3 separate regions of the Mus musculus genome follow, and all the other regions are linked to region 1. A link is a loop called in an ENCODE intact Hi-C map of the cell type or tissue named here. Cell type or tissue: left cerebral cortex. All regions are shown on one strand.

Region 1 (2,500 bases):
TTATTGATGTCACGTGTGCAAGAGATGATTCCAAACTGCTAAAAGAAGAGTCCAGAAAGCTGGGGCTATCTATATATAGCTCAGTTGTAAAGGGTTTACCTAGTATGCATGAGGCCCTTACATTCAATCTCCGTGCCTGAGAGGGAGACAAAGGCAGAGACAGAGAGAGACGGGAAGAAAGAGATTCTGGTAAAAATGTAAAAACATGAACTTGAAAAGTTAAGGCAATTCTGTTGAGTGGAATTAGAGGTAATTTTAATAATCATTAGCTGGCAAAACATCCATTGAAACCGTAACATAAGATACCATGAATGCATACACCACACACTGCCCAACACAGATTTTCTAAACAGTCTCTCCAAAATACGCCATTCAGAGATTACCAGACCCTGAGAATATGGGCGTCGGTTTAAGATTGAAAAGGCTGCCACTTCCCCTAAATGAAGACCAAAAGGGAAAGGCTCGCCGGAAAGGAGGGTGAGGACACAGAGCTAACGAGGCTCTCGGGGATAACGCGCAGGTTGCAAACTCCCAGGCACCAAGAAGCCTAAGAATAAGCTCGCCATCTCCGGGCTGCATCTTCCCACAGGCTCCGCACCCCAGGGCAAATGGCAAGAACCCGGCAGCTAAAGGTGAAAGCGGACTGGCCATAACTGCAGAATCCGAAATAATCTCCCCGAGAGGCTGCTGCCTGGCGCATACCGGCACAGGACGTTATTTTAAGCACGAGTCCCGGGAGAGCGGCCCGAGCATCTGCCCAAGAGCATCCCATCCGAAATGGGCTCGGGAGGCAGAGCAGGGAGGTACAGCCGGGCAAGGAGGTACAGCCGGGCAGTGGGGTGCAGTCCGGTGGAACCTGCCGGTCCTACAGCCACGGTCCCGGCCGCGCGACCCCTCCCCAGGACAAGGCTCTGCGGCGCGCGTTACCTTGGTGTAGAGCTCGGACGCGGCCATGGCGGGCCCAGCGCCGACGCCCCCCGCCTAGGCGGAGGCCGCAGCTCGCGTGGCGGCCGCCCGCGCGGGTGAAACGGTGGCGGGCGGGGAGCAGGGGAAGGGCCGGGCCGGGCAGGGCGGGCCAAGCTGGCGGGCGGGCCCGGGCGGGCCGGGGCGGGGCGCGTCAGGCGCTAGCGGCGGGCGGGAGCCTGACAGTCATCACCTCCAGGGCTCGGCGGCCGCGTGAGCCCGAGGCGCGTGCTCGGGGGACTCGGGTACCAGCCTCCGCGGCCGTCGCCGCCTCAGTCTCCCCAAGCCGCCTGGTCCACACACACAGCCCTTGCGGTCTCTTCAGTCGCCTCGCGTCCTCAGCGCCCCCTCGCTCCCTCAGTTTCCTCAGCCGCTTCGCCTCCTTAGAGGCCTGGTCTCTGTAGCCTCCTCTGTCTCCTCCGCGGCGCGCGATGCCGCCGCCGCCGCCGCCGCCGCCCTGTGCATTGTGGGAGCGGGAGGAGGCTGCGCTCGAGCGCTGCCACCGCGATCCCTCCCGGCTCTTTCGGGCTCACGCTGCCTCCCATCGGCGGCGGGCACCGAGCATCCTCGGCCCATGCGGCTGGCATCCCAAACCTGCTTTGGCGGAGTGGCCCCCCACAGTGTGCGCGAAGGTGGGGCAGTGAGGGAGCGCGTCCCGCTCGAGGTAGCGACGGTTAGAGTGCCCGCGTAGACCCGGCAGCCTCAAGGCTGCTCCTCCTGGCCCTGCTGTTTGTAGGGAGAGGACTTGAGGTAGGGGAGGGTTCGGGAAAGGCCTTTCTGAGAACCTGCAACTCCAGAAGAGACTTGCTCACGGCAGGGCGGGAAGCTGCACCACCCGGAATTTGAAGGATGCTCAAGGTCACTCTGCATTTGGGTTTGCACCCTTGGTGATGCAAGGACATAGGGTGGCCTCTAACACACAGAAACTCCAATGAACCTGAAAACAAGATGGCACTGGGAAATGGCCCATCTTAGACTTGGGCGTTTACATAGGTTCGCCACCATTCAGAATGAGACCTTTGTTCTGCTGATCGTGACAGCACTACCTGATGCTGATCCTGGAGTCACCTGAAAACGGCAACCTACTGAGAGAAACTCAAGTGTTTGCAGTCTTGACGCAGTCTATTCCGTGCCCTTACACGGACACAGGAATGTGGTCTTTTTCATCCCAACATGTTCTCTCCAGCCACACTTTCGTGCTCACTTGGAATACTCTTTAAAATTTTTAGCCTTTTAAAATGTGTCCATCTTCCTTCTTTAAACCTTAAGTTGTGGCCAGTGCCTATCATGGGAATCCAGTTTTATTGTTTGGCTTGTTGGGTTTTGAGACAGGTCTCACTAAGCAGCCCGGGTTTTCTTCAAACTCGCCATCCTCCTGCCTCTGCCTTGTGAATGGTGAAATTTTAGAGACATGGTTCTGAGACCAGTACAATGGCAGTCAAAGCACAAGCCTGACTCCCTAGTTATGTCTGAACATGAGGTGGGTATTTGAAGGAAGACTGTTCACCACTTTGATGTTTCTGGATTCCATCCTTTC
Region 2 (2,500 bases), 130 kb before region 1:
GTAATAACCTCTTTGACATTAACATCTGTGGCACTATATGCTCTAAATATTTTTAAAACTTATTTATTCAGTCAAGAATAGAAGGGTTATCAAAGGTCAGAAACTATGTTCATTGTTGTAACTGTGAAAAATAAGAGGTGATTTCCATGCCCAGAAAGCTCTTAGTCAAGCATAGAAACCAGTAATTCAAACAGAAAAACTGCCAAAAATTTAAGAGTGAAAAACCATAGAAAGTATGAACCAAATACAGAAAGCAGGTCCTGAGGTTGGTGGTGCGATCAGGATGCTTCTGAGGATGTGACAAGTGCCTTTAGTTCCACAGAATGAGCAGGGCTTGACTGGGACTGCCAGACAGACGGAAGAACAGTTATGACTCAGTGTGATGGAGTGGTGGGCTCTTTCTATCCTTTGTGCCACATGAGAGTCACAAAGATGACAAGTAGAGAATATGATAGATGGCCAGGATGAGCACATCATTTGTGGTTAAAATGGCTTAAAGGGAATTTTATCTTTGAAGTTCTGTTCCTCAGGTGCCTTGAGATGTGAGAGGGTGGCTGGAATGAACTCAGTGGTTGCTTTGGTCTCACTCACAGCTGGATCTCAAGCACCTGCAACTGCACCAGCACCTAGGCACACGCAATAAAACTTGCTGGATGATCAGACTAACTCACAGGACAACAGCAGTATGCTTCCATGGATTTTTTTCTCAAGGAGCATACCTTTTTTATATAGAAATGATTTTAAAAATCATGTTTCTTTATAATTATAATTCATATTTCCTGATTAATTTCTTTTTTTTTATTAGGTCGTGAGTTCTTTGAGGATACTCTACCACATTCCCTTTTGTAGCTCTAGTGGTAACAATTAGATTGTGTGTAGCAGGTATGTTGCTATTGCAGATGTGCCGCCCACATTAACTCATTCAGTTCTTAGAGACCATGTTTGAGAGGCACCATTATCATTCCCAGTGAGGATGTGGGAAAACTGAGGCATGGAGAGGCTCAGCACCACGCACATATTCTGAGCCTAGTAGGTAGGAGAGAGGCACAGGACTTGAATCAAGAAGCTGGCTCTAGAATCCTTGCTCTTAAGCACATGCTGTACTGACTAGGGCAGACTCTGGCATGTGTTAGCTGTTTGTTGAATGAATTTTCTCCCTTTGTAACTTACTGTTATGTTACTAGGAAAATTATTCCCATACATAGAAGAATTTTTCATTCCGCAGAGGTTAAGATTGTCAAAAGTAATTTTGATTATTTTCTCTAAAAACTCACCTGTAACTCTCTACCAGGTCACTAGCAATGGACATAAAATTTGACAAATGCTGTTAAAAAATGTTTAAGTACCTTCTAGTTCACCAATTTTTTTGGCAAAGACTTTCAGTTGTTTCTTCAGTTTCCGGACAGTTTTATCCTGCTTTTCAAGTTGTTCCATCAGATCCTAGGATCAAAATGAGAATTATGTCAGAAAGATGAGAACAGGCTCAGCACAGGCACAAAGGGCGCACAGATGGAATCACAGCAACACACTGTTAGTTTCACATAAAAGCTGCAGGTGGAGCCACCGCCTGGCTCAAACTGGCAGACAAAGGAGGTGCAGCTCCGGTGATGGCAAGGCTTTGACACTGCGGTGAGTGAAGGCAAGGCTGACACTGCAGTGAGCTCCTTACAGCTACAGCCTACAGCGTGATGGAAGCCTCCCAGCAGGCTCCTATGGAAACATCTCAGACTCACTGTCACTTGTGAGGGGGACTGGGCAAAGATGAGCTCTGATGAGTGCATACAAGGTCTGTGAGAGCTGAGGACAGCTGCACTTAGGAAAAGACTGACCCTCCGTGAGTAAAGCACAGCTATGCGTTACCTGTTCTAAACTCAGCCTTAACGCCTACGAAACATGAAGAAGTTGGGGAAACTAAAAGTAAGCTGAGCCAGGTGTTCTGGCATACACCATTAATTCAAGTACTCAGAAGGCAGTAGTGGGTGGATCTCTGTGAGTTCAAGGCCAGCCAGAGTTACATATAGAGACTGCCTTAAAAAAACAAGCCAAACAAAACCAAATCAAACAACAAAAAAGTAATAACAACAAAAGGATAAAGAACTTTCTGCTACATAGCATGAAGGTACATGACTATAACCCAAGTACCAGGAAGTCAGAGAGAATTCAAGGCCCGCCTGGGTTGTAGTGAAAGCTTGCCTCGGGGTGGGAGTGGGGTTCTGCTGGCATAAGACCCAAATGCCAGGTAATAAAAGATACCCACAAATCTTGCACAATATATATATTTAAAAAAAATGAAGTTTGAGTGCCTAATGTAAAATGTGAAAAAGAGAGAAAGAAAACCTGTGTTTTTAAATGGAAGGTAAGATACTGGCTTTATTTAGTAAAGAATTCTCTCCAAGGACAGGCAGTTAGATACTCAGGAAGAGGGAAGTGGGCATGACCAGACTAAGAAAGCTTCGAAAGGTCAGACATGAGTCAGTGGAGCTGGCTGGGGGTTGCCACT
Region 3 (2,500 bases), 64 kb before region 1:
GAATATGCTCAAGAGTTCTATGAAATAAAGTATATCATACTAGTAAGCAAGGGCTCTATAGTGGTTTTGTATGGATTTTTTTCCTTGGCCATAAAGTGACCATCATCTTGGAGAAGAAATTATGTTGGCCAAGGAAACTAATTGAGAACCCTAAAAAAGTAGCTGTGTGTGAAGTAACAGTGATGAAGCTGAGATAGTCCCTAGTAGAAAAAGGGAAATTGGGGTCACAGAAGCTTCAGCTGAGATTGCAGCCATCACTTTCTGTTCTGTCCACCCTCAGTGCAAATGATCTTGGGAGATGCTAGGAAATAAAAAGCAAAAAACAGAAGGTTAACTGGAAGGGGGCTCTATGATGCAGTTTCCATGAGGTTGTCACCCACTATGGAGGGAAATTCACGATGATAGAGCTGCTTTGAGGTTAACCATCTATGTAGATAAGCCTAATGAATTCAGTGGACTCCCATAATAAAGTCTGTATTCTGTACTTGATGCTCTCTTTGGGTGTTTGTTCCTATCTCCCCAAGAAAATGTCACATAACAGTAATTATAAAGTAATCCTAAAACACACAGCAGCGCATGCAGCTTACCTGGAACACCACTCTGGATTTCTCTAAAAGGTAAGTTCTCATATTGGCACCGATGATTCTGTACCTCTTGTCAAAACCAATTTCAATATATTTTCCAAACCGGCTGCTATTATCATTCCTGGTTGTTTTGGCATTTCCAATTGACTAAGAAGCAAGAGAGAAATCAAGATCTTAGAAGGGCAATGCATGGCATTTACAAAGCTTACTCAGAGAGAGAAGGAATAGAATCCAACTCTTCCATTTTTAGTGATTCTTTAAAGATGAGAACCAATTTTGCCCCTGTAGGGAGCACAAGTGTCTGCTTTGCCCCCAGCTACACAGGTAAATACCAATAGTCTTCTTTTGTCTTGTTATTCTCACAGAAATGCATTTCAGAAGCAGAACTGATGGACGCAGCAGTGGTGAAATTTTCATACACCATTTGGGGTATGCAAACATTCACATCAGCAGAGAGAGATATATAGGGCTGGAGCTGCCAGAGCAAAGCCTTGTCCTTAGCTTCCAAACACTCAGAAGACTGCCTTATGTAAATGAAATCATTAAGACAAAGAAAAAAATTCCTGGAAATGCTAGTTTGGTATAAAAGGTCTCTTTAGAAACTAGCCAGTTCTATCATTTTATCCTATAGCAAAAAGAGGAAAAGCGATACTGCTTATAAGCAGAGTATTAATATTATCCATTCTACTGATTGATTACATTTTGAGGCAGCATCTCACATAGCCCAGGCCAGCCATGAGTTCTGTATATAGCTAAGGGTGCCTTAAACTTATATCCTCAGGCGTCTACTTCCCAGATGCAGAGGCATGTGTCACCATGCCTGGATTTATGCATTCAATTTAAATGCCATTTTCAGAAACCAGAAGTAAAAACATGTCTCTTTCTTGTATACACTGTGAATGTGTGTATGTGTACAAGCACGTGTGTGAGGTTGCACTGTACACGTGTGTGCATGTGTACATGAAGCCCAGAGGTTAGTGTCAATTGTCTTCCTTGATAGTTCTCCACTTTATTTAGTGAGGTAGGATTTCTCACTCAACCCAAAGCTTACTGACAATTCAGCTTATCTCAATACCCAACTTGCCCTTGGATTTCCATCTCTACCTCCTAAGCACTAGGATTTTAGGTAAGCCACCAAACCCAGCTTTTTTGGTTATATTTTTATGTTTTGTTTTGTTTTTGAGACAAAGTATATGGCTATCCTAGAACTACTTATGGAGACCAGGCTGGCCTCAAACCCTCCTACCTCTGTCTTCCAAGTGCTGAGATCAAAGGCATGTGCCACCACTGCCCAGCTAAACCCAGCTTTTTAATGGAGGTGTTTAAGACCTAAAGCCTGATTTGCATGCTTACAGGGCAAGCACTTTATCTATAGAGCCACCCCTCCAGAACATAATTGGTTTTTGTTGTTGTTGTTTTGTGTTTGTTTGTTTGCTTGTTTTAAATACAGGGTCTTAATGTAGTCCAGGTTCACCCTGAATTTGCTATGTAGCTGAGGATGGATGAGCTTGAACTCCTGATCCTCCTGCCCCTACCTGTAGAGTGCTAGGATTCAGGCATGTGCACAAGGCTTTGTTCATGTTAGGCAGGCACTCTTCCAAATGAGTAGCATCTACAGCCCAACATCGATTTTAATGGTTTTATCTAACTTGTAAGTATCTTCAACCACATACTGAGAATACAACTTTCTACTAAATATCGTTCATAACCTTAAATTTTTGATGGCATATATCTACTTTTTTAACTTAGTGACATGCTTCTGTAACTCTTTTAAGTCAAAACAAAAACATAATGTAGATAGAAGAACAAGCATTCACACAATGCATATATTAAACACTGAATAGCTTTATTCCATATAAGATTAACGTTTGCCCCTTGTACAAAGTCTTTCAGGATTAGTATATGCAAACAGAGAA

The links. Hi-C counts contacts between places; a loop is a spot of excess contacts. Peaks named below come from ENCODE experiments on the same cell type or tissue, not always from the same donor. Only the 100,000 strongest peaks of a DNase experiment are listed, where the experiment ranks them.
Region 2: a loop joins it to region 1, with 7 times the contacts of the local background. A loop is called at or near these places in 7 of 42 quality-filtered maps.
Region 3: it touches region 1 in a loop (2.1-fold over the local background); 4 of 42 quality-filtered maps call a loop at or near these places.

What each region holds. Positions count from the first base shown.
Region 1 is chr9:75,070,087-75,072,586 of GRCm38, reverse strand. Myo5a (myosin VA) reads right to left here and starts at 1,381. Exons shown (of 41, transcript NM_010864.2): 1 at 928-1,381. The coding sequence starts at 954. In left cerebral cortex, a CTCF peak has its summit at 1,487; DNase peaks (open chromatin) are centred at 80, 600, 1,185 and 1,401; H3K4me3 peaks cover 2,251 bases; H3K27ac peaks cover 2,206 bases.
Region 2 is chr9:75,196,583-75,199,082 of GRCm38, reverse strand. Myo5a (myosin VA) reads right to left here. Exons shown (of 41, transcript NM_010864.2): 33 at 1,347-1,440. Among named protein-coding and RNA genes, the nearest start is that of Myo5c, 34 kb to the left of the region's middle. In left cerebral cortex, a CTCF peak has its summit at 1,558; a DNase peak (open chromatin) is centred at 1,647; H3K27ac peaks cover 2,500 bases.
Region 3 is chr9:75,134,574-75,137,073 of GRCm38, reverse strand. It overlaps Myo5a (myosin VA), which reads right to left. Exons shown (of 41, transcript NM_010864.2): 6 at 588-731. Among named protein-coding and RNA genes, the nearest start is that of Myo5a, 65 kb to the right of the region's middle. In left cerebral cortex, no CTCF peak of the experiment used is centred here; a DNase peak (open chromatin) is centred at 1,447.